5 separate regions of the Homo sapiens genome follow, and regions 2, 3, 4 and 5 are each linked to region 1. The links are chromatin loops, found by intact Hi-C in ENCODE. Cell type or tissue: endothelial cell of umbilical vein. All regions are shown on one strand. Links, peaks and the distances in the headings refer to the core of each region. The heading gives the core; the rest is flanking DNA.

The links. A loop is a pair of places that touch in the nucleus more often than their neighbours do. Peaks named below come from ENCODE experiments on the same cell type or tissue, not always from the same donor. Only the 100,000 strongest peaks of a DNase experiment are listed, where the experiment ranks them.
Region 2: a loop joins it to region 1, with 14 times the contacts of the local background. A loop is called at or near these places in 34 of 110 quality-filtered maps.
Region 3: it touches region 1 in a loop (2.1-fold over the local background); 2 of 110 quality-filtered maps call a loop at or near these places.
Region 4: it touches region 1 in a loop (11-fold over the local background); 49 of 110 quality-filtered maps call a loop at or near these places.
Region 5: a loop joins it to region 1, with 12 times the contacts of the local background. A loop is called at or near these places in 71 of 110 quality-filtered maps.

The regions. Positions count from the first base shown.
Region 1 is chr1:196,657,541-196,663,872 of GRCh38, reverse strand. The region is part of intron 1 of CFH (complement factor H); the gene reads right to left. Among named protein-coding and RNA genes, the nearest start is that of CFH, 8.7 kb to the right of the region's middle. In endothelial cell of umbilical vein, for the core only: no CTCF peak of the experiment used is centred there; a DNase peak (open chromatin) is centred at 2,922.
Region 2 is chr1:196,314,591-196,320,922 of GRCh38, reverse strand. It overlaps KCNT2 (potassium sodium-activated channel subfamily T member 2), which reads left to right. Exons shown (of 28, transcript NM_198503.5): 20 at 1,368-1,439; 21 at 4,897-5,031. Among named protein-coding and RNA genes, the nearest start is that of LINC01724, 230 kb to the right of the region's middle. In endothelial cell of umbilical vein, for the core only: a CTCF peak has its summit at 2,807 (motif pointing left); a DNase peak (open chromatin) is centred at 2,782.
Region 3 is chr1:196,554,818-196,561,149 of GRCh38, reverse strand. All of the region lies in intron 1 of KCNT2 (potassium sodium-activated channel subfamily T member 2), which reads left to right. Among named protein-coding and RNA genes, the nearest start is that of MIR4735, 24 kb to the left of the region's middle. In endothelial cell of umbilical vein, for the core only: no CTCF peak of the experiment used is centred there; a DNase peak (open chromatin) is centred at 2,579; H3K27ac peaks cover 281 bases.
Region 4 is chr1:196,352,301-196,358,632 of GRCh38, reverse strand. The region is part of intron 14 of KCNT2 (potassium sodium-activated channel subfamily T member 2); the gene reads left to right. It overlaps LOC124904597 (LINE-1 retrotransposable element ORF2 protein-like), which reads left to right. Exons shown (of 2, transcript XR_007067045.1): 2 at 1-6,332. Among named protein-coding and RNA genes, the nearest start is that of MIR4735, 230 kb to the left of the region's middle. In endothelial cell of umbilical vein, for the core only: a CTCF peak has its summit at 3,208 (motif pointing left); a DNase peak (open chromatin) is centred at 3,212.
Region 5 is chr1:196,146,019-196,152,350 of GRCh38, reverse strand. No RefSeq gene overlaps it. Among named protein-coding and RNA genes, the nearest start is that of LINC01724, 60 kb to the right of the region's middle. In endothelial cell of umbilical vein, for the core only: a CTCF peak has its summit at 3,786 (motif pointing left); a DNase peak (open chromatin) is centred at 3,770.

The DNA of each region.
Region 1 (6,332 bases), core at 617-5,616:
TTATTAGGCTAAAGCAACAAAATTCAAAGTTGGAAACCTAAATGAATTCACCCACAGGATAAGGGAGAACTGGAAGTAAACCACACTCTTCTTACAGGAACCCAGCTTTGAATTGCTTAGAGCACCAAGGAATTTTAAAGCACAAATTTGGCTTAAGGTAGTCTCACACTGAAAGTTCTTCTAGCCACCCAGAAAAGATAAGTTGTAACTTTAATATGAGGAAGATTTTTTTCTTAAGCACCAAATTATTATTACAAATGTCAAAGACATTATACGGGAGAAAAAGCACCTAGTTACCATAAACTTCATAAGGAACAAAATAGATATTTGATATTGGAATAAATATATACAGACTATAATCAACAATACTAATTCTGTTGTTTAAATGTAAGAGAAAAGTTTGACTAATGATATCTGAGGAAAGAAATTATAACAAAGTAGTAGCAGATTTTAAAAAGAACCAAATATAATTTCTAAAAATGAAAAAACCCATTTTAATCATCAATGGACAGCTTAATAGCAGATAACACAGTTGTAAAAAGAATTCGTGGACAGGAGGGCAGGTCAAAAGAAATAATACAGGATGCAACATGGAGACACACATGTGTGGAAAATACACAAGATGAGCTAAGAGTCAATGAGGATAGAAAAGCCAGAGCAATGTTGGAAGAGAATTTTAAAAAATGAATGGAACATACCAATTAATATATCCAAGAATTAAAAAATTCCAAGCAGTAAAAAAACACACCTATATGCATCATAAGGAATATGCAGAAAACCAAAGAGAAAATATCTTAACCTTGTTAGAGAAAAATATTAATTTAAAAGCAGTAATGGTTAGATTTACAAAGACTTCTCAATAGCAATAGCAGACGCCACCAGGTATTAATCACTTCCATTTTCAGGAAGAAATAACTATCTATATAGAATTCTATATACAGAAATAATTTTTTGAGAATAAAGTTTTGATTCATAAAATTTATTTTATTTTATTTTTTGACAAGATCTCTATTGCCCAGGCTGGAGTGCAGTGGTGTGATTTTAGCTCGCTGCGACCCTGACCCCCTGGGCTCAAGTGGTCCCCTGCCTCAGCCCCCCAAGTAGCTGTGACTACAGTCACAAACTACCTCTCTCAGCTAATTTTTGTATTTTTTGTAGAGACGAGGTTTTGCCGTTTTGCCCAGGCTGGTCTCAAACTCCTGGGCTCAAGCAATCCACTCACCTTAGCCTCCCAAAATGCTGGGATTGCAGGAGTGAGCCACCGTGCCCGGGCTGATTAATAAAATTTGAGAGAATTTGCCACTATAAATACACATTAAGGAGAGAAAAAAGATATATTTCAGAAAACTGAAACTGATCCTAAATATAAGGTCTTAGGATGAAAGAAGAAATGAAAAACAAAGAAAATGGTAAATGTTCAAGTAAATATAAATGAATACTGACTATAAAATAATAAAAATATTACCTTACATGGTTTTAAATACAAACATGTATGTGTATACACCCATATACATAAAACACATGACAATAGTAGGTAAACTGTGAGAAGGATTAATAAAATTAATGTCTTTTAAGTTCTTCACAGTGTCCAGAAAAACAGAAAGGTATTAATGAGCTGTGACAGTTTTCTTAATAAGTCATCTTGCTTAAGTCAGCATTCCCAGTTATTGAGTCAAACTAATCTAAATGTTGGTGAGAAAATATGTTGCCAGATACACTCCCAATCAGTTGACTTTAAACAAGCTGATCATTCTAGGTAATCTAGATAGGCCAGATCAAATCATTTGAAAGGTCTGAAACATAGGGCTGAGGCTCCTCTGAAAAAGAGAGGGAATTCTGTGGAAAGCAGCTTCCTTTCCTGTGAGTTCCATCCTGTCTGTAATCTTCCTTTTCTGACTACCTGCCCTGTGGATTTCAGACTTGCTTATCTCATGCTCACAATTCCTTGAGGCAATTTATTTAAAAAACAAAACAAAACAAAACAAACAAAACAAAACCTCTTTTTAAGTAGGTAGATAGGAGATTGGTATGTCAATCAATTAATTGACTGATAGATAGGTAATCTTCTACTTCTACTTAAGCTTCCCGCATTGAATCCTGAGTGATAAATTATTATTAGACTTTAGTAAGTTAAGAAGGCATATGCTATGCTCTGAATACATGCAACCTCCCCACAACCCCCAATTTATATGTTTAAACCTAATTACCAATGTGATAGTATTAGGAGGTGGGGACACTGGGAAGTGATTAGGTCGTGAAGGTGGAGCTGTCATGATTTGGGATGTGTGCCTTTATAGAAGAGGCACCACAGAGCTGCCTTGTCCCTTTCATCATTGGAGGACACAGCCAAAAGGCACTGTCTATGAACCAGAGAGCAGACCTCACCAAACACTGAATCTGCTGGTACTATCTTGCTGTTAGACTTTCTAGCATTCAGAAGTGTAAGAAATACATTCCTGTTGTTTATAAGCTAGGCAGTTAATAATATTTTGTTGTAGCAGCCCAAAGAAAAAAGTTTTAGAAGTGCCCATTAACATGGTGGAACAAATCCATATGAAAACATTTTGCAATATTTCATAAGAAAGAAAACACCATATAAAATTATATTTTACAAAATAATGTGAAAGTTTTTATGGGCACTAATTTTCCCTTGACCTTTTTGCAAATTTGTATTAGTGAACTCATATAATATGTGATTCCACATTGCACTATTTCGATGTTTATAATTTAAGTAAACATATTCTACTCCACTAGATGGTGCTAATACTCTATCATAACAACACAATCCCCGGCCCCTTCCGCACAAAAGGAAAACTGATTAATTACAAGCTGATATGTTTGTTTTTCACTTTCAAAATTTAGATCCATTTGATGATGTTCAGGTTATTGGAAAAAATAAATAAGTAAAGTAATCCATTAACACAAAAAAAGTTTAGCCCGCTCACTTCCTAGTGAGAAGTAAATGCTTTCCCTTCTGGTTATTATTATATTTCCAGGTGATACGTTTGTGCCCCTAATTCTTGATTTCCAAATATAGTTCATTGCTTTTAACAACCAGATGTAGAAAACAAGGATACATCTCTTCCACAAAATCTTCCTACCAACTTCTCACAATATTTACTCTGTGAATATGTTTACTATATATAAAGAATTATCATATTGATTACCTTTTCTCTTCAAATAGTACTTAAAATTCTGGTGCTTTTTCCATCAGTGTTAAATGGCATCTTTTGATTCTGCTTGTAAGAAAAAGATATGACCGCCCCTGTTCTATTTTCCCTTGCTCCTACTACCATCTTCAAAATCTTAGTTCAGATCATCATCTGTCACTTTGGTCATGAAACTTGCCTGCTAACTAGCCTCCAGTCCTCTACTCTCCTGTTACTTCAGTCTATTCACAGAGTGACAAGTGATTCTTGCAAATCTGGTCATGTCATTCCTGTGATTAAAATTCTTCTATGACTTCACTTTTTACTTATCCAGCATTGCTAACTCCTTTCCTTGGTTTGGGAACCCCTTATCTGGCTCTTGCCACTTTCTCGGATCTCATCATGTTAAATCTCCCATGTATTTACTGTGCAAAGTCACGCTGATTTATTTGTTTATATTTTGTTGAGCATTTCAAACTTATTTTTTCCTTAGATCCTTTACACGGGTTATTTCCTCCTCTTAGAATAATTTTACGACAGATTTCTGATGACTGGCTTTGTCTCATCTTTCAGGCCTCTACTCAAATGTTCTGTCCTCAAAGTGATCCACTCATTCTAGTCCCCAAGACCAAGCCCACCTAATGTCTCTACATACTACCATCCCCATCTCTATTTTCTCTTAGGCCCTACTTTACCTCCTTCACAAAATTTTTCACAATGCTATAACTATTTTTGTTCATTAGGTTTTCTATCTATCTCCCCACATCAAAATGTAAGCTCCCCACAATTGAAGAACAATGTTTTTCATAGTTCGTGGAAGAATTTTCATTAATGTCTAGGTCTTCTCACTTCAGATACACTTTCCTGTCTGCTTTTGTTCTAACCATTATTGTATTGAGTATTATTGAGATAGGAGATGGGACTTGGACACTGGACCAAATTGAGGATTATCCAAAACAGGTCTGAGTGGAAGCCCCTCCCTGTAAGACACACAGACCAGTGTGCTATGACAGTTTACCATTACCATGGCAACACCCAGAAGTTACAGGCCCTTTCCACAGCAATGACCCAACAACCGGAAGTTACCATCCTCCTCCTGGCAATTTCAGCATTAACTACCTCTTAATTTCCATATAATTAAAAGTGCATATAAATATGAGTGCAGAACTGCCTCTGAGCTGCTACTGTGGGCACACTGCCTATGGGTAGCCCTGCTTAGCAAGGAGAGGTGCCTCTGAGGCTGCTATACACTGCCACTTCAACAAAAATTGCTGTTTAACACCACAGGCTCACCCTTGAATTCTTTACTGGACAAAACCAAGAACCTTCCCAGGCTAAGACCCAATTTGGGGGCTTGCTGTCCTACATCATTATCAACTCATGCCATAGCAAAAGTATTTAAGGTAATGATTCACTGCACTGAGTTCTAATAATAATTAGGTATATCTTGTGACATAACTTTTATTTGCCTGAATTGACTAACAATCGAATGTTCAAGCTCAGTTGAACCACCTTCAAGTAGACAACAAACGGTTATTTTGGCCCAAGTAGTCAAACTCTCAGCATGTATGTACAACGGGCTTATTAAATAGGATGCATACAAATTGAAAGGCACAGAAACATTTTTTTGAGATGTGATTTATCTTAAAACTAAAAGAAATAGCCATCTCATTTTTCTCATTCTAGATTAATGAGTAGACTAAGCCATCATATCTAAGTATTTGAGTTTAAACAATGAATACTTCATCTTACGTTTACAAGTCATTTAATTGCCAGTTAATTTTGTTTACAAAACACTACATTGGTGAAGCTTTAATTCATTTGGCTTTATTTTACAATTTAAAATTAGTTTTAGTCTGGATGCAGTGGGTCATGCTTATAATCCCAGCACTTTGACATGCCAAGTCAAGAGGATCAATAGACCCCAGGAGTTCAAGACCAGCCTGGGCAACGTGGTGAAACCCTGTCTCTACAAAAAATTTTAAAAATTACCTGAGCAGGCCGGGCGCGGTGGCTCATGCCTGTAATCCCAGCACTTTGGGAGGCCAAGGCCGGCAGATCACCAGATCACGAGGTCAGGAGATCCAGACCATCCTGACTAACACTAACACGGTGAAACTCCGTCTCTACTACAAATACAAAAAAATAGCCGGGCTTGGTGGTGGGTGCCTGTAGTCCCAGCTACTCGGGAGGCTGAGGCAGGAGAATGGCGTGAACCCGGGAGGCGGAGCTTGCAGTGAGCCGAGATAGCGACACTGCACTCCAGCCTGGGCGACAGAGCAAGACTCCATCTCAAAAAAAAAAAAAAAAAAAAAATTACCTGAGCAAGGTGGCTGTAATCCCTGCTACTTGGGATGCTTAGGTGGGAGGACTGCTTGAGCCCAGGAGGTCGAGGCTGCAGTGAGCCATGATTGCACCAGTACGCTGCAGCCTGGGTGACAAAGTGATTCCCTGTCTCAAAAAAGTAAGAATAATACTAAACAAAATCAAGTTTTTTTTTAGCCCATGAATTAAGAGTGTGAATACGTTTAACTACTGGTAAAGAGTAGGAATGTTTTTACTATAATTTGAGGAAAATAGTTATATAATTTTGGTCAAAGCTAAAAATCAATATTACTTAATATTTTAATAATCTTAATTTACCTAATTTTTTCACTTTCAAATTTTAAGGGGGCATTATTGACATACAAACACCAAGCTAATTACTTATTATTGACATACAAACATAGAACTAATTACTTATTTTCAATGTCAATATATCTTTTAACTGTTAGTTGAAAAGTGTTTTTATTCAAATGAAATAAATCATGATAAAATTATATATTTGGGAAATCCTTAATCAAATTTGTGCTAGATTGTTTTGGTAGACTAAAGTTGGTCTCTTTGTTCAATTATTCTATTTTTCTAAAATTATTTTGTGCATAAAAAACAGTAGATATTATTTTTTAAATAGCCTACTTCTAAACTTAGTAGGTATCAGAATATATTATAAAGCAAAGTTACAAAATCAATTTGGAAAAAAATAAAGCAAATGAACAAAACAGAAATAGCAAAAATAGGTATTTTGCATTAAATTTCTTTCTTATCTTCTCACTGATCTATAGTAATACTATTTATTCAATAATCCTTTGGCTTTGGTATACACAGGGGATATATATTCCAGGACTCCCACACAGGCCAAAA
Region 2 (6,332 bases), core at 764-5,763, 340 kb after region 1:
ACTGCAAAGAACTGATAACTGCAGTATTTCACAGAAAAAAGTGAAAATAACTTACAAAATAAGTAACTGAAGATTTTAAGAATGAATTGTGGTACATTCGTAAGATGTAATACTATTGGGTCATTTTAATGACTACAAAGAAAATTAATGATAGGAGAAATTTAATCAAAATTAAAATAATGGTATTCTTTACAAGTTTTTTTTTTTTTCTTTAAATGTTTTGCTGTATTAAGCATTCTTTTTCTTCAGAGTGTAAAGAGCTAGAAGGATGACCAACAGGAGAGAAATAAGTCAGGGAGAGAACAAAAAGTTCATCTAGCCAGGGAGGCTTGTAGGTACCAGTTTTCTTGGCCTAGAATTTTCTTCTCCTCCTCATATGCTGAACAAACTCCTACTAATCCTTTAACATTCAAATTAAATATCAGCTCTGTGAAATGTTCCTCAATTCTGCCTCCTAAATATAACATATTGTTTGTTTTTACAGATTAAAATATATAATAGAATTGTATGATTTTGTACATAATTTTTAAAACTCTTTATTTCTTACAAGTTAACAGGATATTCTTTTGCATATACCTGAATGTGTTAAAATGTCTATTAAATAAAATGTTTGGATACATATATGCTGAGTGAATAGATACATGAAGGAATTAATAACTTTGTGAAATGAATACAATAGATTAAGCAGTTTCTAAGGAAGCTTTCCAGTTTATGGTTCTTTCCTCAAATATGTATATAAGTAAAGACTTCAGTCATAAATGTTTCCTCAATAATATATAGAGAGTATATCAATAAATTTAAAAATGCATTACTTTCACTATAATTTTATATAATACATATTTTGCATGAGCATATATACTATATTTATTTGACATACTGACATATTATATAGGGCATGTTGTGATTATACATATATCCCTTAGAGAAAGTAGTTCTTAATAGACATGCTTAATAGTTGCTCACTAAGAGGCATTAGTACCCATTGCTTTAGATCATCTAAAAAAATGCATTAGTTTTTTTATTTTACAAGGCCTCCTGTGCATGGATAACTTTTAAATTTATTTATAAGATTTCTTGGTCATAATTAAGAATATCAATTCTGTATTTTTGTAGAATTATGCGATAATGTTTCTGATTTAGAAAGCTGAAATACAACTTGTTTTTATAATTCTGAGGGCATTTTATGATTCATAACAAGTGCAAATGACATTTTCTAGTTAATGTTAAGAAAAAAAAGCACTGAAAATTAATTTTGTCAGCAGTGTTGAGTTTTGGAAATGCAAACTAAGTCAACTTACTTCCTTTCCCTAGAAGTGCTGCCACTGTTGTGACATTGTGTTTCATTTTGTAACCCATCTACTACTTAGGCCAGATATGCATTTTCTGGATGCAATCTGTTGGTTTCCAATGGTTTACTACATGGTGGGCTCTATTGACAAGTAGGTGACAAAATCTTTGGCACACTAACTAGTGTAGTGTCCTGTGGTTTGTCATGTGCTGTGCCTTGTTACTGCATGATGAGTGTAATTTGCCGTGTCAGTATTGCAAATATGATATATTTTGCATGTAGAGCTTATGTTCTCGTGTTATACATCTTGTATTAAACTTTCTGAGTAGTAATCTATTGTTGAATTAAAACAAATCTTGCTGCATGTCAATTTTGTCAGTTTTGCTCAGTTTCTAATGCTGTTTTAGTTTTGTGTCATCTATAACAACATTATTACTATTGACATAGTGGTAGAGAAAACTAAAGTTGCAATATTGTGATGCATTGATAGCGTTACGATAACTTCTGGAAACTTTGAAATAATTTAGAAATGCTCATTTTAACTTAGATTTATAAATTGGAGCAATTCCTTTAGAGTTTACTTTGGTCACATGTCAGAGTTTATAATTTCTAAAATATTTGTTAATGAAAAGGTCATATGTGTTTAATACATTAGTAATTAAATACAAATTCTTATACATGTATTATGGTGACATTAAAAATATATATAAAAATAAAAGATCAAAACGCTAATATACTTGAAATAATATATGTTACTTTTCCACTTCTAAAAAATGTCAGCCAGAGCCTTCAAAATAAAATGCTAAAATTTACCAATTGAGAACTTTAACACTTACATTTTATCCTGTAGATGTTGAAGAAAACACAGTTTTACAACTTTGAAAGTATTTAGTGCTGTGGATACATTAAAGGTCAAACAGTCTAAAATATGATTAGCCTCCATTCTATGTTAATATAATTTACCTCATCAGTTATGATAATACTAACCAAGTAAATAAACTGTAGTTAGATGTACTAAAATTACTATTTAAATTCTACACATGTTTTATAACCAATCATCTTTTTTGAAATCTTTTGAGGTAATAGTGTTCTGTTAAAATTTATTAGAAAAACAGTATATCTAAAAGCTAAAGAATAAACGTCCCATATACCTTTTCTGATGCAAACTATGAAGTGGATTCTTCCTCTGTACAAGTATTTATGGTGAGAGAATAAATAATTGAAAGGATCAAATTCCTAGGGACAGAAATAAAACAGAATTGGCTACGAATTGATAATTGTTGGTCTGGGGACAGTTATGTTCATCTAACAATTCTCCTCTTTTGCTTGTATTTGAAATCTTTCTTTAAAAATACCTCTTTGAATGAATTAAAACACATTCATGAACACTTCTTTACACTTACGTACTTCACATTCTAGTCCTTGCAAAAAGGGGTCTTAGAGAGGGATAGAAAGGGAGGCTTTGCCAATTATCCCTATAACTTGTTTTCCATCTAGATTGACTTTCTTGTGCTCCCATCTGCTGGCCACACTGTGTAAAGCAGCCATGCTGAGGGAAAAATAAGGCAATGGCCTTGCAGAAATTATGATGGAGAGGAGTTATAAGAATAAGTTGGCAGCCTACTTAAAAAAAAAAAATAAATGCAGTAGTAAATAGAAAAATAATAATATAATCTTAAAGCAGAAAATAATTAAAAAGCTTCCACATGGTTCAGAAATATTATTCCAAATTTATCTACTTTCTATATAGATTTAAATTGATATGTAACGATAATTTGCCAAGGTTATGAGTAAACTATAACAGCCAGTATTTTTGAGACTGGAATTAACCGACACACGTGGGTATAGGTAACAGCTATTTAGCACAGGTACTCTCAAAGTGAAGTTTTGGTCAAATGTTCACTTCAACGTCATTGAATGATTGATGATTAACTATTCATCTTTCCTATCTTCACTTCTATGCATATATACTTATCCAGTCACTCTTATCCTCGACTGCCCTATCCTTTCCTTTTCCTATATAGGTAATTATAATGGAGATGTTTTATTAATGAAGAAAAAAGATTGTGAAAGCTGAAATATGAGAAAGTGATGTAAAATTATGATAAGGTGGTGTGAAGACATATGACTTAAGCGTCATTTTGATGGTCCACAAGGGCCATAACACATTCATTTTCCATCTAACTCTTTCTTTTTTAATGTACTTTAATAAATTAAGAAAAATTATGATAAATTTCCTGAATAAAAGAAAGACCCAAGTATCCCTAGGCATTTAAACTTGAAGGTCATCATAGTGGTTGGATGTTATGGTCCTGGCCCCTCTTATCATAGGAAATTTATTTGGAATAACATTCTGTTTCCACAGTTTTAGCCATAAAATCTCTGCCACAGACCATTGTTCCTGATTCAAGCGAAATATTTTTTCTGGACTACTCCTGGGGATCTTGGACTCAAGGCTTTGGTAATACCCTGTCGCCTAATAACAGAGTAAGAAATCCTGCCTCCCGCCTTCCCATAAAAGGAAAATAATTCCCTCTAACGTGACATGGCTAACTCAACCAATCATGCACTTGGAAAAGATCCTCAGGGACTTCACTCTTCAATTTAAAAACCTAAGAGAAACTACTGCTCTTTAAGCTTTAAACATCCTATTATAAATCAGAAGATACGGAAATCAATTAACCTATCTTTTCTTATCTGTCTTCAATCAACTCTGTACCTAGAACATTCTTGTACTCATTCAAGTTTAGTCTCCATTATCCAATTCAGTTCTACTTTTCTAGTTTGCATGAAGCAGAGGCAATGAGAATAATGTTTCCCTGTTTCAGCTTTAACGGTAAATAAACATTTTCTTTTAATTCATTGGGAGAATGATAGGTAAGATTTTTTTTTTTGTCAGTGATAGGGAAGAAGACTGACTCTATTTTAGCTCACAGGTATGTGTTTCCTACTTTAGCAATTACTTCATCCAGCCAAAGAAATCGGGTTATTCAATCACTTGCTCAAAAACTTAGGCTGGCTAAACAGTAGGCTTGCATACAACAGAATTTGTATATTTTATATGCTCTTGGTTGTGTAGAACCAATCTATAGCACATAGGTCTTACATAAAGGAATAATAAACATTTAAAAATAAACATTTCATAGTTTTGTATTTTTTCGTTAAGCTTGACCATCTAAATTAACATAGCACTTATTTATTCCTCTCTTACCAAAATTACTTTAGAAGTAAAAAAAAGTAAATGTGTCTTTGAAGTAGTATGTTAACTGTAAAAACAAATTTCTAATATGCTCTATTTTATTGCAAAATGGATGTATTCCATATTTCATGTATATAATTAATAAAAATTATTAAAGAAAATATTTTAACACACATATTTTGAAACAGTTGAGATCTAATGACATGTAAAGTACCCAAAATAAAAATTATTTCATATTGGTAGATAATATTGTATCATAATTCCCTTTAATAGCTACCTGTGCACACTCTGTAAAAGCCACCTCTAAAGGCAACTTATATAAGCACAGGGGATAGTGCTAGACTTTAGCACTGATTATAACATTGTGATTTATTTAATGTTTGTTTTTCTCTGTTGATTTTTATCAAAGCCTAGATGACTTACTCAGGTGTGGAGTGACTTTTGCTGCTAATATGGTGGTTGTGGATAAAGAGAGCACCATGAGTGCCGAGGAAGACTACATGGCAGATGCCAAAACCATTGTGAACGTGCAGACACTCTTCAGGTAAGTGGCTGAATCATCCAACCTTGCCACTTACTTTGTGCTAAACATTGGTAAAATATTTGACACTGACTCTGTGAGGAATGAACATGAGACACACCAACTTTATGTTCATTTATTCATTTTTTTCATAAAGTAAATGTTTATTGAGCATGACTGGCACTGCATAAAGTTAAATTTTTAACACCAGATCAGTAATGCTTCTCATAAAACAAATTGAATGATATATCTATTTTCTCAGATAGTTTAACAGTAGCAAATTCTTGAAAATCATGTGTACTAGTAGTCATGAGTTTTGACAAGCAGCCCATGTTCTCGTATTGGTATTAAGCCTAGCAGTGACCAAATATTTGCATTTACATACTGAATAGCTAGGACTGAAAGACTGCACAGCTGTGAACAGGTAAGTTACCCATGTTAGGAGCAAAGTCATGACATCATTTTCACTGTTTTCCTGTCTTTTATTAATTAAATGTACCCATTGAATTTAATTAATTGAATTTAATTTAATGGGGATATGAATCCCCATTATGGTTGTCTTTGGGTAAGAGTAAACAATCCTGACTAGAGAAAGAGCCATGCTATAAGTAAAGTCAAACTCGTCTGTCATTCAAGGCATCTGTTTCACTTGGAACAATTCTCCCTAAAATCATATGAAATTTTAAATATCCAAAAGACCATTTTTTAAGTTGTATGAGTTTTGCAGAAGCCTGAAGAAAATACGTGAGCTACCAAATTACAGAGGTAAATGAAACAATCTCAACTTTCTCATCATCCATGTTCACTCCACTTTCATACTTTCATATTGTAGTAAAGCATATATTGAGGTTAATTATTTTGCCTTCTAATTTGAGTTCAAAATTCAAAGGAGAGAGCCTAGATGCGTGTCTGTGTTAAGTTGCCTATTTTTAGTATGATCTTAGGCAAATTACTTTTCTTCTCTACATCTCAATATATTAATCACAATATTATTAAAGATTTAGAAACATGCAATGCCTTACTTAGCACATACCTGGTCATTTTTAATTACTTAATAAATATTAGCTATTAATATTACTAGCAGTATAATTATCACTTCCATGTGGCAGAAGGGAAAAGCCACTGACCTTGGACTATACAGCAGCAAACTTTATCTGGCACAATGTATATCCTAGAGGCTCCAGCTGACAGTCACTAACTTTGTGACCTTCCTAACCTCATTAAGATTCAGTTTTTCTCATCTATAAAATGCTGCAGAAAATAACCGACCTTGCAGTGTTAATGTAAAGATTAGAGATCAGTTATTTAAAGAATCTGTCATAGCA
Region 3 (6,332 bases), core at 446-5,445, 100 kb after region 1:
CTATTATGGCCTATACATTTTTAATTATAAGAACATTTCAAAACTACTCTTTTAGTAATTTTGAAATATGTAATTCATCATTAGGTCACTTAAAATATTATTTTATAATACAAAACTAAGCATATTTCCCCTCTTTTCACATGGAAAAACAAAATCTTCCTACCTAGAAATTCTCACCACAAAGGCAGTAGAAAAAGGAAACCTTCATTGCTGAATAAGTATTAAACTGGAATGTGATACACATCACAGGCAATCTATTAAGGTACTACAAAGATGGAAGGAAATTCTGAAGCCAACTAGGTACGGGACTTTATATAAATGTTTTAAAGATACACAATAACCAGTCCTCAAGGAAGAGGACAAGGCAGCACCATTTGTCACAAGTAGCTTTACCTGGTAGTTGGGGTGACCGTGTGTGATGACTAATTGTTTTTATCCAGAGGGGGGAAGAAAAAACATCATATCATTATTACAGGAAGTCATTTTGCCACTTGGAACAAGGTGCCCACTAAAGTTAGGCTCCTGTTTTCCCACAGAGAGTGAGATAGGTAGGGATGTTACCCCTTTTGTTCTTTATATTTCAAAGAGATGGCATTCAGGTTCTTAAGAAAGATATTAATGGATCATAAAGCTGACAAAAAGCCTACTTAGCTTTCCAAAGGACTTATATACATTTCAAAGAGAAGACGATGTACTTCACAATTCTAATTTTTAAAAAGTAAATTAAGAAAAAGGAGGAGAGAGAAGTCTCCATATTTTCAACATGGAAAATTAATCATCTTGTTTTTAATTTGCATTTGTCCTTACAACACCAAAATCATTTTAATTTCTTTAATACCACATTGTTTGAGTGAAAGATTATTTTTCTGCTTCACCGTTCCCTTTACCTAATTTAGGTTTTGTCGTCTTTTGCATAACATTCCTTTTATTAAGGGCTGTCTCCTGCAGCAAATTTTAAGCTACACAAGCACAGGGGCTGCATCAGGTTTTGTTCACTATTGCTTTATGCCAAGTTTAGTGCAGTTCCTCTGGATGCAAAGCAAGCATTTTACTCAACTTTTTAGATGAATGAATGTAAAAGAATCACATACGGCAAATTAAATTATTTAAAAAGAAAAATAATTAATCGAATATTTAGAATATTTATCAAATAACATCTGAATGGAGAAAACCTTCCTAAGATTACAAATAAGACTGAAGAAGCAGTCTTTCTAAGAAAAAGAATGAAATGTCTTATTTAACGTGTCCTGTATGCACACACATACATACACATAGAAAATTAAAAGATGGATAATACACTGGGAAAATTCAACAATGGATTGATTGTTGTATTATAAAAAAATTCAGAGAATATTTTGCAAAGAACTAATTAGAAAATCAAGAAAAGATGCAATCGAAATATATTCTAACCACAGAAAGATTACATCACTAAAAAACAGAGAAATGCACATTAAAATGAAATGCCATATTTAGTTGTGCTTTTTACAATTAAGCTGTTTAGTGTGAAAGAGGATATAGTAAAATAGAAACTTTCTTACTTTGCTAAAATAGAAACTTTCTTACTTTGCTAATGGGAAGGTAAATTTGTGCAACCCTTTGCAAAAAGATTTGTCAATATTTATCAAGAGCATTGAAATGTTCTACTCTTTGACCAAGTAACTCCACTTCTGGGAATCTACCCTAAGAACGTATCTGAAATGACATTCATAGTTCATTTATAACAGCATAAAACTGGAAACAATCGAAATATTCAAAATTGGAGGAATGGCCTATTAATTAATGAAATATATGTATTCATGGGATGAGTTTCTGTGCAGGCATAAAATACCACGTATCCCATTGTAACATGGGAAATATGGTGTTTTTTATTTTTTAAATTACTGCCAGGTTATGCATAAAATATGCAATAAAATAAAAATATAAATTAATAAGAGAAAGAGCATTCCATTTATTTACTGTGACTTCTATTGAAGTAAATAGATTACATGTGAAACACTTGTGGAAAAGATCTGTTGTTTTCAAGTGATCTTAAAAAGCTGTGCTTTAAATGAGATCAACATAGGACTATATTCAGTGATTTTTTTTTTTGTTTCCAAGTAAAACAGCTACTGTTTACATACCTTTTAAAACAAATTTAGGTGTGACTTTCTTATGCATACCTCATTTGTATTTCAAATCAATGTGCCTCTTATGCTATTACTTGTTTTATTAAGATATTACTTGTTTACAAAGATATTACACCTTTTCTTAAAAGTTTATATAAACTTGTGTGATGTAATTAAAGATTTATAATCAAATTTTTATACATAATAAAAATTCAAAAGCTCACACATTTGATTTAATGTGTATTTTTCAGGTTTACTACATTTCTGCAAAACAATAAGAAATATTTTAACTCTGAGAAAAGATGTGTCAACTTTATAAAAAGAGTAATAAATAGAATCCCTTCAGGAAAACACTTAGAAAAGGCAAGGATAAGTGATGAGTCATAAACTTATTTAAGTCAGCATTTTGTCTTCTTACCCTAAGCTCACAGCCTATTTGCTTTTTGTTTCGTTTTCCTGGCAAATTACTGGCCAGGTTTCGGAAGACACTAGACATTCTTGTAAATTACATAATAATTGCCTTGTTGCACTGGTTGTGAAAATATTATTCCTCCCATTTTCCTGCAAATGCTGCAAGCCAAAACAAAAACAAGTAAAAAACACCCCCCAAATTAACAAAAACAACAAAAGAAACAAAAAACCACACACACACACACACACACACGTTATTTTAGATTTTCAAATTATTATAAAATTGTCAGATATATCCTTACTTTATGACCTTATTAATGATGTAGATTTTTCTAGATTTAATTATTTGATTCTACTTTCCATTTATGATTTGAATGTGCATATTTTCATGTGACATTTGAGAGTTACATGCACAATTTTTGCAACAGTGTATAAGCTGCCTCTACTGAAGATTTTTTTTGTTTCATTATATTGTGTCATTTTCTAATTAGTAATAAGAATCAATAATTCACTCTATCTTAATATCGGCTTACAATTAAAAAGTGCTTTCTGGAAAGTGTACCTCATCCACTTTGGCATGATGCTAATTTGTAACATTTTGATGACAACAGTGAGATAAAATATTACAGAACATTCTCTGTCAGGTTGTGCAACTTCTCACATTTTGCTACATAAGGACAATGAGATCTCATTGCTTTTTCTTAGTATTTCTGAAAGGCATTCTTTGATAAGGAAGTTTGATTTCATTTGGAACAAAAGACGCACCTTAAAATAGTAAATTTCTTTTTAATTTAAAAGATGTAAATAACTGAAAAGTTGGCTTATTGACCTACTTGATCATGGAAATTACATGAGCTTATTCACAAACAAGTCTTCAAAAAATTGAAGTTTTTTTTAATTTACCCTCTTTAATAATCCTATACTTTTATTTTTGCATACTTATCACTTTGATGAGATTAGATGCTCAGTGGTAAGTAAAATAGAATAACATTGCTATTAATTAATAAACCTTGTGTACATGATGGGCCAGACTATTATTCTATTGTCAGCCCACCATTTTTTTTTTCTACACGAGATCTTGTTGAGTCATGAACTTTGTATGAGGAGAATATTTGCAGGGGCCATGAAAAATGACATCTTGACTATTAATTAAGACTAAGCTACAGTGTTCACTGAGACCATTAGATTCCTCAAGAAATGATATGATGGCATTTGCTATGATTTTTAAATCCTCATTCAAAATTATGATAAAAATCCAAATACTATGAGAATTCTAGAAAAGTTGAATTTTGTACCATCCCTTTATGTCATTCTAAAACAAGGAACGTTTTATTAAAACAAATTTCTAACTTTTGCGGGTACATGGTAGGTGTATATATTTCAGGGGTATATGAGATATTTTCGTACAGGTACATGATGCATAATAATCACATCATGGAAAATAGGGTATCTATACCCTCAAGCATTTATTCTTTTTGTTCTGAACAATTCAATTATACTGTGATTATAAAATATATGATTAAATTATTATTGACTATAGACCCCCTCTTGTGCTGTCAAATACTAAGTCTTATTCATTTTTCCTAACTCTATATTTTTTGTATTTATTAATCATCCCTACTTCCACCCTCCTCTCCCAATACCCCTCACCTCAGCATCCAGTAACCATCCTTCCATTCTTTTTCTCCATGAGTTCAATTGCTTTGATTGTCAGGTCCCACAAATAAATAAGAGCATGCAATGTTTGTCTTTCAGTGCCTGGCTTATTTCACTTAACATAATGACCTCCAGTTCCATCCATGTTGTTGCAAATGACAAAATCATATTCTTTTTTATGGTTAAATAGTACTCTGTTGTGTGTAAGTATCACATTTTCTTTACCCATTCACCTGTCGACGGACACTTATGTTGCTTCAAAATCTTGGCTATTGTGAACAGTGCTGCAACAAACAAGAGAGTGCAGATATCTCCAATATACTGATTCCCTTTCTTTTGGGTATATACCCAGCAGTGGGATTGTTGGACTGTATGGTTGCTCTAGTTTTAGTTTTCTGATGAACTACCAAACTGTTTTCTATACTGGTTGAGCTAATTTATATTCCCACCAACAATTCTTCACATCCTCACTAGCATTTGTTATTGCTGACTTTTGGAAAAAAGCCATTTTAACTCGGGTGAGAGGTTATCTCATTACAGTTTTGATTTGCATTTTTCGGATGATCAATGATGTTGAGTTCCTTCTCATATACCTGTTTGCCATTCGTATGTTTTCTTTTGAAAAACGTGTATTCAAATCTTTCACCCAATTTTAATTGAATTATTAGATGGTTTTCCTATAGAGTTGTTTGACCTCTTTATATTTTGGTTATTAATCTCTTGTGAAATGGGTATTTGGAAATACTTTCTCCCATTCTGTGTGTTGTGTCTTCACTTTGTTGACTGCTTCTTTTGCAGAGCAGAAGGTTTTTAACTTGATGTGATCTTATTTGTCGTTTTTGCTTGGTTGCCTGTGCTTGTGGGTTATTACTCAAGAAATTTTTGCCCAGATCAATGTTCTGGAGAGTTTCCCCAGTGTTTTCTTGTAGTAGTTTCACAGCTTGAGGTCTTAGATTTAAGTCTTTAATTCATTTTGATTTGATTTTTGTATAAGGTGAGATATAGGGGTCAAATTTCAATATTGTGCATATGGATATCCAGTTTTCCCAGCACTATTTATAGAAGAGACTGTCCTTTCCCCAATGAATAGTTTTGACACATTTGTCAAAAATGAGATCACCATAGGGATGTGGATTTGTTTTTGGGTTCTTTATTGTTTTCCATTGGTCTGTGTGTCTGTTTTTATGCCAGTACCTACCATGCTGTTTTGGTTACTACAGCTTTGCAGTATAATTTGAATCAGGTCATGTGATTCTTTCAGGTTTGTTATTTTTGCTTAGGATAACCTTTGCTATCTGGGTGTTTTGTGATTCCATATAAATTTTATATATTTTTTTATTTCTGTGAAGAATGTCATTGGTATTTTAATTGGGATGGCATTGAATAAGTAGATTGCTTTGGGTCGTATGGACATTTTAACAATATTGATTCTTCCAACCTGTGAACATGGAAAATTTTTTCATTATTTTCGTGTCCTCTTTAATTTCTTACATTAGTATTTTATAGTTTTTATTATAGACATCTTTCACTTCTTTGGTTACATTAATTCCTATGTATTGAATTATATTTGTGACTATTGTAAATGGAATTGCTTTTTGATTTCTTTTTTAGATTTTTAACTGTTGGCATATAGAAATGCTACTGATTTTTGTATGTTGATTTTGTATCCTGCGACTTTACTGAATTTGCTTAACAGTTCTAATAGTTTTCTGTGTAGTCTTTTAGGTTATTCCAAATGTAATATTATTCTAAATATAAGTATCATCTGCAAATAAGGATAATGTGATTTCTTCCTTTCCAATTTGGATGCCCTTTATTTCTTTCTCCTTTCTGATTGCTGTAGCTAGTGCTTCCATTACAATGGTGAATAACAGTGGAGAAAGTGGACATTCTTGTTATGCTCCAAACCTTAGAGGAAAGGTTGCCAGTTTTTTTCCCATGCAGTATGATACTATCTGTGAGTCTGCCATATATAGCTTTTATTATGTTGAAGTTTGTTCCCTGTGTCCCAAGTTTTTTAAGAGTTTTTATCATGAAGGTATGTTGAACTTTATCCAGTGCTACTTCAGTATCAATTTAAATAATCGTATATTTTTTATTCTTCCTTCTGTTGATATGATGTATCGCATTGATTGATTTGCATATGTTGACCCAACTTTT
Region 4 (6,332 bases), core at 766-5,765, 310 kb after region 1:
GAGTTTCAGTAAGTGAAAACAAAGTACATTAAAAAGAGATTCAAGCATGTATTTGAAAAGTAGAGTAGTATAAACAATAATTTAGAAGACTATTTTGAAGTATTATAAAGGGTGGTGATGATTATTCAAAGGAATAAAATCTTATGGATTTTGTTTTTCCACAGGCTTAAATATTTAACTTAAATTTCTGTTGAACATGATTCTGGAGGTGCTGATTTTGTCTTCAGTATTAAGGGGATAAAAGGGTCATAACAAATAAATACAGAAATCCAAAATAAAATAATGATAATTATTATTCCCAGCAAGATTCAAACAGAACAGGAGTTGTGGTGGAGAAATGGAGAGGAAAGACCTGTTGAAATTAAAAGAGTGATTGCTGAAATTTAAAAAAAAAAATTGTTTTGGAAGATAATCTCATAGAAATATTTAGGATTTTAGATAAAAATGCAGAGTTGGAATATACAAGCAAAAAGACTAGAAGCACAGGAGATCAATCCAGAAGAGATGATATTTGCTTTGGTAGCAGCTCCACCAAGAGAGGTTAGAGAAAATGATAGTTAGAAATTATAAGAGAAGAGGAGAGACTCAAGCCTGTAAATTGTTAGGGTCTCCTGAGTGTGAGTCGTAATAAATAAAAAAGAACCACTCTTAGATACTTAGCACTGCCAAATTATAAAAACACTAATGATGAAGAAAATTTTCTGAAAAGGAAAGAGGAAAAAGAAATTCAGTATTGATTAGAGCTTTTAAACTTTAGACAAGACTACCCATTGCCTAGTTTTAAGTATAAAGAGAAATATAAAGGAATATAGTCACAGAGTCATTGGGAAAGCAATAAAGTTACTCTCTATGTTAAACTTGCATAAAAAATTCCCACTACCACACCAAGCAACTAACCAGATAAAGGAGCTTTGGCCTCTAAAAGCCCCCAGAACAATACTACCTCTACTAGCCATCCATTGCAACAAAATGGATGCCTCCCACCCTGCCTGTTTCCTCCCTTAGCTCAATTCCAAAACAAACACCTATATTTGTATCTGACTGCTGGAACCCAGGCCACATGTCTGCACCACAGCTAGAACCAATGATTCCTAAAATTTACCACTGAAAAGGGGTCCAAATTAGAAAAGTCAGGCACTCAGTCTCCACAAGGGATTGGAATAAATTAAAAACAACATATCAAATGGAATGCATCTGTTTTTTCTCCCAGCTGGAAAACAAAACCATAAACTCCAAGAAATAAAGAGTTTATGATAAAGCAAATTAAAACATGTCATAATATAGAGCAATAAGTAGTCAGTAAGTAAAGAGAAATTATTTGAACATTCTTTCTGGATAACTCAGGGAACTGCAGATAAGGTCATATAATTGAAGCCCTCCACTTGACTCTCAATGAACTCTATTGCAATCCGCATAATAATGTAATCACTGCTCACAGGCTCTCTACTTTAAATCTGAAGTCATAGACTTATAGCTAATAAACAAAACACCAATATTTACAACTTCAACGATGTTCAAGATTTAACAAATAAATATTGAAATAAAAATGAGAAGATATGGAAATGAAGAGGGTAGCTAATATCATCCCCAGGTTCCAAAATAGAAAATCAAGACTCTGTCTATAGTTAGTGAAACATAATTTTAAGTATGGTAAGTTAAAAAGTACCTAGTAAATCAGAGATTGCATATGAAACAAATTCTACCAGTAGATAAGTTTTATTTGGCTGCCAACATGGTGTCAGCATTTTTTTTTTCCTTTTGAATTGTTTTCTTCGAATTTGCGGTTCAGTAGACATCCAACAACCAATTCACCACAAGTCTGAACACTCCTTATATCCTATATCTGGCCTGACTTATGTGTTTACTTTACTAAATTTGCTCTGTAGACACTAGAGTCAGAACATTGAAAAATAGAAATTAAAAATAGCAATATGATTATATAAGCAACTCTGGGGAAATTCACTGTGAAAAAATTCTTTTCTGTTATATCTTACAGGAGGAGGTCAATAGGTAGTACCTACAATAATAGGGTAGTAAATGTGGTAACATATTATTAAGAGATACCTTAAAACTCTCTGAAGTAAGCTCAGGATTTGGAAGCATGTGTTGTTAATTTTTTTTGATCAAAATTTAAGCTATGAATGAGAAAATAGCATTTAATTAAGAGTTAAAACATTATTATGGTTTGGTCATTTATTTAGTCATTTTATAAATAATCATCATATGCATCCATACTATGTAAGGTACCATGTTAGGACTTTGGGGAATATAAGCTTGAATACATTGTGATCACAAATCAGACCAATAGTCTGATTAATAGACAATTACTCAGACTAAGTGCAGGGCAGGATGAAATTTAATATTGCTTTTATATGTATTTGGAATGTATTACAAATTTCCCCTAATGGTTTTATTTTACTAATGAAGATTATTTTTAGTTATGGTAAGAATTAATTACTTGAGAAGAAATCAAATGACAACATGGAGAGACAGCAGAAATGTCCTAGTTATAATTATTTTAAAGGGCAAATGATAAAATGTAAATAACAGCAATAGGAGCTTTGTAAGTTCCTACATGTCTAAGTATTAATATTTATGGAATATATCTTGCCTGGGAAATTCACTACAATGTTTTAAACTAAAGGTACAGATATAGCAATGTAATATAAATGCACAATGGCATGAAGCACTTGAATAGAAGCGAAGCATATGGTATTCACTAAGCAAGCAGGCTGTGATCTGTGTGAGAGAGGGGAAAGTACAATGTAGCTATAAAATTTTATTAATGCTGAAGTAGAACAGTTGAAAATCAGTGAGATATAACTTATTTAATAATGGAGTTAAAGAGCTGAGAATGCAGCTCCAGTATTACAAGTGAATTTATTTTTTCACCTGACAGTTTAAAAAGTAGATGAAAAGTCTTAACACAATTTTAGGGTATTTTTTGTGTGTGGTGGTAACAGGAATTAAATGAACACTTCAAAAAACCCGTTGAGAGTTATTGAAGGAGAAACCAACGTTAAGGGCAGTGAATTTAAGCTACTTTCATGTACAATCAACTTTTAAAATCTAACTTTGGCACCTTTTTTTATTTCTCATTGAAGTAGATGCCTTTCAAAATGGTGTTCATTGTTTATGATCACTGTCAATAATGCTTGAAAACTATTTAGCATTTTCCTATTCTCTCCACTTTTGATGGCCATTTTTCTTATCCTGAAAATGGCAAACAGCTTTCCGGTTCCACCTGGTGGTAGAAAATTGATTACCATGCTTTATATTGTGTCTGCAACTTTTAATCTTAGAACTCAGATTTCTAATTTGATGCTTGGTGACCTACAATGTTGGGGCAGTTCTGCTGTTCAAGAATTGGAATTCATAAGCATCTTCCTAGTAGACCAAGGTGTCTTTTTTTTTTTATTACTTCTATCTGGAGTTCTCAAGTACTTTTCTTTCTAGATATTCTGCATCCGTACAGTCAGTTCTATCTGCAGACTTACAAGAATAAATGTTCATATAATACATAGTTATGTGTTAGCTGTTTATTTTGTAAACTCATCTGTTTTGGAAGCTTCTGTGTACCCCACATACCCCCGTACCGTAAATTATATTTACCTTTCCAATGAAACTGGCTACGATTTGTCAGAATTATTTATTTGACCTACAGTGGCTAAACTGTGGATTCCTAACATTGATAGTAAAAGCAAAATTGTAATACCATTTAAATATTTTAATTTTTAAATAAAGTTTGCAATAATTGTGAAATAATGTAATTCATGAGTGCAAAAAAACACCCTGGGAAGTATACAAACAACAAACTGATTGCAACCAAATGGACATTATTTCCATAGATTATGGAATTAAATAAAGTGCATTAATTTTAATTAGATTTAAACCCTTTGGTGACTTATTTTAGACCTTTAAAATCTCCTTGCAATCAATATAGTGAATTAATACATTTTCTTATCTTCTTCAAAATAGAATATCAATAAAGAAATTTATATTTAACTCATTAATCTTATTTAAGTACAAACTGGAATGAAATTCTTTCCCAAAAATGTCAAAATATTTCTACAGTTACGTATATGCAAAAATTTCTGTAGTTATATATATGTAAACACTTTTACTACATGGTGGAGAATGAATTATATATTAAAGTTATCTTGTGACAAGGTGCTCTTTATTCCCATTGATGCAAAGATAACTTAGTTTGATAATAAATATAAATATATAAAAGTAACTAATATGAAAATCTGTGTCAATTTTGGTGAATCTGAAGTAAATTATTTATCATCTGTTTAGCTACATTATTTAGGATCAAAGAGAACAAAATGTACTAGCAAACTAAATCCAAGGATTACAGTGTAGAGGTGCTTAAAACAATGCTGTGAAAGAGGTAGACTCCCACTAATGATTATATTTTACAATTTTAAAGGCAGTGCTTCATAACACCAAGGCTTTTCTTTAGTTTACCTCTAGTGTGATGGCATTCTTATATACATAAAGAAAATATGAAAATTAAAAAAAATAAATTCTACTTTCTAACATCTATTAATATGAATTTCACAAAAACATACAGGTTCATAAAAACGTAGGAAGTCATCAGTATAATAAGATTTTGTGCTATTTTATTAAAGTGGGACTACTTTACTGAACAGGGTAGTACAGCATATCCTGAAATAAGAACAGAGTATGCAACATATTAAGACTTCAAAATATTGTATCTAGGACAGGAAATTCCAATTAAATCCTTTATTTCTCCCTTTGGAAAAACTGATGTGGGGAAACTCTTAAAAACAAAACTATATAAGGTTCTTTTACTGCATTCAGAGGTCTGTATTGAAATACATTTCCGCAAAAAACAGATCCAACTACTTATTAGCTAACAGCCCTTATTCCACTTGGTTGATTATTTTGAAGTATAGTAGACTAATATGTGAGTTAATTCTTTCTGCCAATAAATACCCATTTGCCTTGAAAATGCAATCATTGTTAAGTGAGAAATATGCAACTCGTGTTTTAAAAAATTGTACAAATTGATTTACACACAATCCAAAAGTTAATGGAACAGATAATATCTTTACCTTGGAAACAATAAACAGAAGGGAACAAACAGCTTTTTTGCGGTTTGTTTTTTTCTAACCAATAGTTACTATGCTGAGAGGAACCTTCATGTTGCCCCAGGTTTGGTGATTATAATCCAAAACTGAGGACAAAAATGATTCAAGTATTTTATTTGCTAATCTTCTTACCCTTCTATAAAAAGAGATGATCGGAGAGGGTGACAGATAGAGGAGCACAGTGGTTATGCATCCACCCCCAGCCCAGTGAGATGAGGTCCAAAAAAATTACTTATTACTCATGGAAAATAGGATGTCTGCCTGCAGTAGGAACTAATATCTCATTTGCCAGTTAGACATCTGCTTATGTAGTTTCCTGAGATTATTTGACCATGAGGGGAAAAAGAGAAGGAGATGGCAAGTCAGGGAGATGACAAGTAAGGGAGTAGAGACTGCTGTGGAGCAGCCCATACTCTTGCGCGTGAGTTTCCTGAAGCACAACCGATAGTTTAAAAAGACCACAGTGCAATCAAACTAGAACTCAGGATTAAGAGACTCACTCAAAACCGCTCAACTACATGGAAACTGAACAACCTGCTCCTGAATGACTACTGGGTACATAAAGAAATGAAGGCAGAAATAAAGATGTTCTTTGAAACCAATGAGAAGACACAACATACCAGAATCTATGGGACACATTCAAAGCAGTGTGTAGAGGGAAATTTATAGCACTAAATGCCCACAAGAGAAAGCAGGAAAGATCCAAAATTGACACCCTAACATCACAATTAAAAGAACTAGAAAAGCAAGAGCAAACACATTCAAAAGCTAGCAGAAGGCAAGAAATAACTAAAATCAGAGCAGAACTGACAGAAATAGAGGCACAAAAAACCCTTCAAAAAATTAATGAATCCAGGAGCTGGTTTTTTGAAAGGATCAACAAAATTGATAGACCACTAACAAGACTAATAAAGAAAAAAAGAGAGAAGAATCAAATAGATGCAATAAAAAGTGATAAAGGGAATATCACCACTGATCCCACAGAAATACAAACTACCATCAGAGAATACTACAAACACCTCTGTGCAAATAAACTAGAAAATCTAGAAGAAATGGATAAATTCCTTGACACATACACTCTCCCAAGACTAAACCAGGAAGAAGTTGAATCTCTGAATAGACCAATAACAGGATCTGAAATTGTGGCAATAATCAATAGCTTACCAACCAAAAAGAGTCCAGGACCAGATGGATTCACAGCTGAATTCTACCAGA
Region 5 (6,332 bases), core at 821-5,820, 510 kb after region 1:
GTGCTTACCGGTTGGACTTTCTCTTTTGCTCTTATATTATTGTGATAAGGAGAATATGCCCGAACTAGGCCACTGTGTCAACAAGGATGAGAGTAACAAGGCCAATCCTGGGCTCTAACCTGCAGCTTGGAGTCAAGCCCAGCTATGCTCAACCTAGATCAGCTGACCCCCAGATGGCCAACAGCAAGGAGCAAAAATACATGCATTTTGTTTCAAGCCATTCTATTCTGAGGCATTTTGTTACACAAAAGTATTGACATTTTAAATTGACACTTTCACATCTATTCTATTAGTTAAGGCTCTGAATGCTCATATGAGGTAGGTTTTGTTATCTATCTTTCACACACAGAAACTGAGCCCTACATAAATTAAGAAATGTGTCCAAAGAAACAGCTAGGAAGCAAAAAAGGAGAAACCTATTTCCAGTGTAGAAAGTTGAATTCTCCCATTAGTAAAAGTATTTTCTAACAGGATTTTTCTGAGTAAGAATTAACTGCATTTCTTTGCAGGTGCCACAGTTATATTTTATTTTGATTTTGACTTATGGGACTGAGTTGGCATTATGGTAAAGTGATTAAGAGTGTGGGCTCTGAAATCAGGCTGCCTGGGTTTATATTTTGGCCCCCAAGTTGCTATTTATGTGCAAGTTATTTAACTTGATTTTTCTGTTTCTTCATCATGATATGGGCCTAAAGCCTTATAGTTCATATGGTCGTTGTGAGATTTATATATGTTAGTACATTTAATAGGCACTCAATAAATATTATTATTTTGGAAAAACGGTCAATTTTTATATTCTAAATTTATATATGTGCTGAGTAAAGTGTTGTTTGTTAGATTTTGTATGCAGGAGATCAGTTTCAACATCTACTATGCAAGAGGAGTGAGAGAAAATCAATCCATTAATTAACAGCAGTCACCAAATATGCCTGATGTGCAAACATTTTTTAACCCTGAGATGGTCTGAGAAACTTACTAAAATCTGTACCTATGAATTGTAAGAATGTTCAAGTCAGTAAAATATTATGAACAAAGTCATATATTGGCTACTAAACTCCACAGCCTATATGGCAAATGAAACATCCTCACTTGTTGAAGAAAAAATAAACATGAATGAGAGATAATAAGAGACATGGGAGTAGAGATGGGTTGGGGTCCAACTGACGGAGATTTATAATATATTAACGGGAACTCCTTCTCTTTTGGGGTTAGGAGGAAGTTAAAAATGAACAGAAGATTGACCTTACCAAACTTCTGTTTGATGAGAAAATTCATCTAGTTGCAATGTATAAGATGTATCAGTTTGAGTAAAGGTTGGAAATACAAAGCATGAGGTGTAAAAATACGTAAGGCATTTCCCAAAGACATTATTTATCGTCAAGGGTAACTTTCCATAGCAACACGTATCTTTCAGTTAGAGCCTGTGTCTCAGGTGTAATTGTGTATTAATTGAATTTGGTTAATATCTGTTTATGCTGTTACTTTAAAACTTCCCGATAGCAGATATTATGTTTGTATGTTTGTTATGTTTATTTAACATTTTGTCCTCAGAACCTGCAGCAGTGATTGGCCCACAGTTGTTGCTTGGTATCTGTTAAATCAGTAAAGAGATAAATGATAAATGAGAAAATGATACAATGAGACAATGAAGATAAATGCAACATTTTTTAGATTAAATATTATTTAATCAAAATCTAATTTTATAATTGAACAAAGTGTAAGAATAAGTGTTTCAATCAAGATTATGTAAATTAAATGAACTTAATTTTTAAAACTACTTTTTCATTGAAATACAAAGTTTCACTGAACTTTAAATGTCAGGAATATTTGAATCCAAATACGGGAAAATGTTTTCCATTCTACTCTCTTCTGAAATACAATAATATAATTTGTGTTGTGTGTCTTGTGTGTGTGTATGTGTGTGTGTGTATGTATGCATGTGTGTGTGTGATACTTGAGCTAACATTTCTAGGTAGTTTGTCCTGGGAGATTGTCAGGGTTATTGAACTATAATACTTTTAAAAGAGAATTCATACATTGAAATCATGAATTTGTTAGCTTGAATTTCGTCTCTTTTTCCCAAGAGACTGTGAACTCTTTAAGAGTAGAAACTTTGCCTTTTTAAGCTCTCTGCTTCACAAAGTGCTTGGTACATCATTGGTGATCATCATCTATGTAAAGGAATGAATTTTTCTCATGTTAATCTGGAATTAAAGATGTAAATATTCTCTAAATTCTAGAAATAGTGACCGTTTTGCTCAGTTTTATCTTCCCAGGGACTGGATATGTCTGTATTTACATCAATAGCACACTCTCTTGATTCTGTAGCTTTGTATTAAGTTTTAAATTGGGAACTGTGAGTGCTCCAACTTCCTTTTCAAAAATGTTTTGGCTGTTCTGGTCCTTCACATTTCCACATACATTTTAGAATTAGCTTGTCTATTATTGAAAATAAAGCAGCTGGGCTATTGATAGGGATTGCACTGAATCTATAGATTATTTTGGGGAGTACTGCCATCTTAACAATATTAAGTTTTCTAATCCATGGACCAGGGATAGCTTTCCATTTTTATTTAGGTCTTCTTTAATTTCTTTCAACAATGTTTTGTAGTTTTCAGTGTACAAGCCTTGCACTTCTTTTGTTTAATTTATTCCCAGGTATTTAATTCTGCCTAGTTTTGTAACTACACTTTAGTGAAAACAGTCATGCTCATTTACTTACCTACTGTCTATGTCTGCTTTCCCTACAATAGGAGAGTAGGTGCAATAAAAAGTTTGCCCACCCCTTGTCTAGAAGTCTCCTGATAATACTCTCTGCTAACAAATACAGCAGGAATCATTTTTCATAAACACTCTGAGAAATTTCAGTATTCTCTCTAAAGTTGCAATAAAGTAATCTTTACAGTGCATAGAAATGTCTCATCTCTTATCTTTGGGCCATTATCCTCTGCAATTTCTAGTACAATTTATTATCTGCTTCAACAAATCCTCAAATTGCTGTCCTCTAAATGACACATTGAGGGTCTCTAGGACCTTCAAATATTATCCTTAGATTCCAGATAAGCTGCAGCATTACAATCTGGATTGTTTGAGCTTCATAATATAGTAATACTAAATAAATATTCTTGCTCTTTTGACACAGACAACAGAATGCAGTGTGAGGGATGTCAAGTCATCTGGGAACAACACTTTCTTAAGAATTCATCTCAATTTCTGCGTTTTTTGGAAAGGTCCTTAATTGTTTGCTGCCTCTGCAAGCTAGACATCTCTTTCAGCAAATGGAGACCCAGATGGTGAGGCAAGAGAAGGAATGACCAAATTAATGAAAATGTTCTTTCAGCTTGTTATTGAGCTTGTTATTCTCCTGAATGCTTGCTCTGCGACTGTTATGCTAACTGACCCTGTGGGTAGAGGAGAAGGAAATATCTCTTCTGTTAAATTAAAAAATAATAATAAATGACAATCAAAAATACAAATAGAATTATATTATTTCTTATTTTTGAAAGATAATTGTGCCAACATCTCATACAGTTTTCAACAAAATAGATTTAATTGATCTCCTTTGAGGGGTAGTCAATCAACAACAGGTGGGAGGGAAAAAATTCCAAAACTCAGACCTGAAACACATCTCGAAATACAAGAACAATTGGAAGAAGACACTTACTAATGAGAATTTTAAAATTTAAAGGCTTGACTTAGAAAGAAATCCAAGTACAAATAATGCAGACTATATTATTGGTTTATCTTTGAAATTGCTTTGTGACAGCACCATCTTGTGGTTAAATTTAAAATAGTTTTCCACTCTAATCAAAGGTAGGCTTAAGCTAAATACATAGTTTCTTATGATTAGTCTAACATATGTTATACTTATAAACCATGGTCTTTTTCTATTTAATTTTACTGTAATTTTAAGAATACGCTTTTTATTATTTAAAATTCAGAAATGTTTTCATTTTATAAATTATTTTGAAAGATCTTATTGTACTCCTTGGGGCTAATTTAATAGTTTAAAAAGTACATAATACTTTTTAATACCAAAAGTTATATTTGAGCAAAGAGAAAGGTAAATATATCATGAGTTATACATAAGAACTTTTTAAAAATCAGAAATATTGCCGGCCGGGCGCGGTGGCTCACGCCTGTACTCCCAGCACTTTGGGAGACCGAGACCGACGGATCACGAGGTCAGGAAATCGAGACCATCCTGGCTAACACGGTGAAAACCCGTCCCTACTAAAAATACAAAAAAAATAGCCGGGCTTAGTGGCGGTCGCCTGTAGTCTCAGCTGCTGGGGAGGCTGAGGCAGGAGAATGGCGTTAACCCAGGAGGCAGAGCTTGCAGTGAGCAGAGATCCCGCCACTGCACTCCAGCCTGGGCGACAGAGCGAGACTCGTCTCAAAAAAAAAAAAAAAAAAAAAAAAATATATATATATATATATATATATATATATATATGAAATATTTTTATCTTTGAACTTACTTTTTAAACATTCTTAAAAAGTTAAGGAAATTATATCATTAAACTTTTAACAAATGTTAGACTCTAAGGGCTAGATAAGATAAAGGCAATAATCAGTATAAGACAATAATCAATACAAGGCAATAAAGGCAATAATCAGTACAAGACAATAATCAATAGGCAATAATCAATACAAGCATGATAAATATGAACACTGTAATAATAAAAATATGATCAAAATTTGTGTTATTTACATTGTGTTAATAGAGAGCATGAACCAAATGTTTAAGAATTTATACTGCTGTGGTCTACTCCTTACGCCGTGATAGGAACTATTCTCAATCAATTTCTGTTTTTTTTGTTGTTGTTGTTGTTTTTTCAGAAACCTCTCGTAGTAGCTAATTCCCACCTCTTCCCAACCTTATAAATCCCATGTTAAATCTCCTCCATAATGCAAAATTCCTGATTACTGATTATGGGCTTTGTTTGCAAAGAATATGGCTTTATTTCAGTCTTCTTCAGAATGTATTTCCTGTGGCTGTTTAATTTAGATTGTGTGTTTATCACCTTGAGGATCACATCCAGCCTCTCTGACTGTAGGTGCAAAGTATGCTGAGAATGAATAGAACCTATATTCTTCAATCTGGAAGGCAATTTTGGTAACTCAAGTTCAGTTTGCCAAGAAGGAAATTTAGACCCCAAAAGTGAAGCACGTTTTCTAAAACCAAACTAGTGTAGGCTGATTAACCAAGGGGAAAATAAAATACTTTAGGCTTTGAGGTACAAGTTTTTTTTTAGCTCAAATTATGATTTGTGAAGGTTTTCAAAACATATACACAAGGCCAATCTTGTGATTATATGTTTAACATTTAGTTCTTTATAGAATAACATGTTTCTAATGACAATAATAATACAAATATGATTTAGTTAAAAATAACTTCTAGTTTCTTCAGTGGCATCTATCCTAGGTAAGCAAACACGTGGGTCCTGTTTTTGCCTGCAGACCCTGTCTCTCTCTAGATAGTTGGTGTTAGTTGTTTGCCCTGTGACCTAACTTACCTAATAGGTTCCAGAAACATTGCTATTTGCATAATTATTTTTTAGCTGTAAGAGTGGGAGCAATGTCATTTTACTTTCATTTCTAAATAGCATTATCTGGCCGGGCGCAGTGGCTCACGCCTGTAATCTCAACACTTTGGGAGGCCGAGGCAGGCAGATCACTTGAGGTCAGGAGTTTGAGACAAGCCTGGGCAACATGGTGAAATCCTGCCCCTACTAAAAATACAAAAAATTAGCCGTGCATGGTGGCCGGCGCCTGTAGTCCCAGGTACTCGGGAGCCTGAGGCAGTAGAATTGCTTGAACCTTGGAGGCGGAGGTTGCAGTGAGCTGTGATGGTGCCACTGCACTCCAGCCTGGGAGACAGAGCAAGATCCTGTCTCAAAAATAAATAAATAAATAAATATTGTTCTCTAATAAAAACAATGAGATGAGATGGCTTATTTTAGGGCTGGCACAATGAAAAATATGAGATGAGCGTTTAACATCTTGTACAGCCAGGAAATAAGGGGAGGGGAAGAAAGGAGTGATGTCAAAAGGACACAGAAGACAAGTTGAATGAGCTCCCACTATGCAAAGCTGGATCTATTCCAACAACATACTAAATAATAACAGCAATAGATTGTAACTCAAGGAATGGAATATTTGTAAATAAAGAGCTATCATTTATAAATGAATAAATATATTTTCTGAATATATAAGTAGGGGAGAAGGGGCATATCTTTTAAATAGAAGGGGTCAAATAATAAATGTAGGAAGGATGAGGCATCAAAAATCACCGTTAGAACCCCGTAGTAACTGATGCTGCAGGCAAG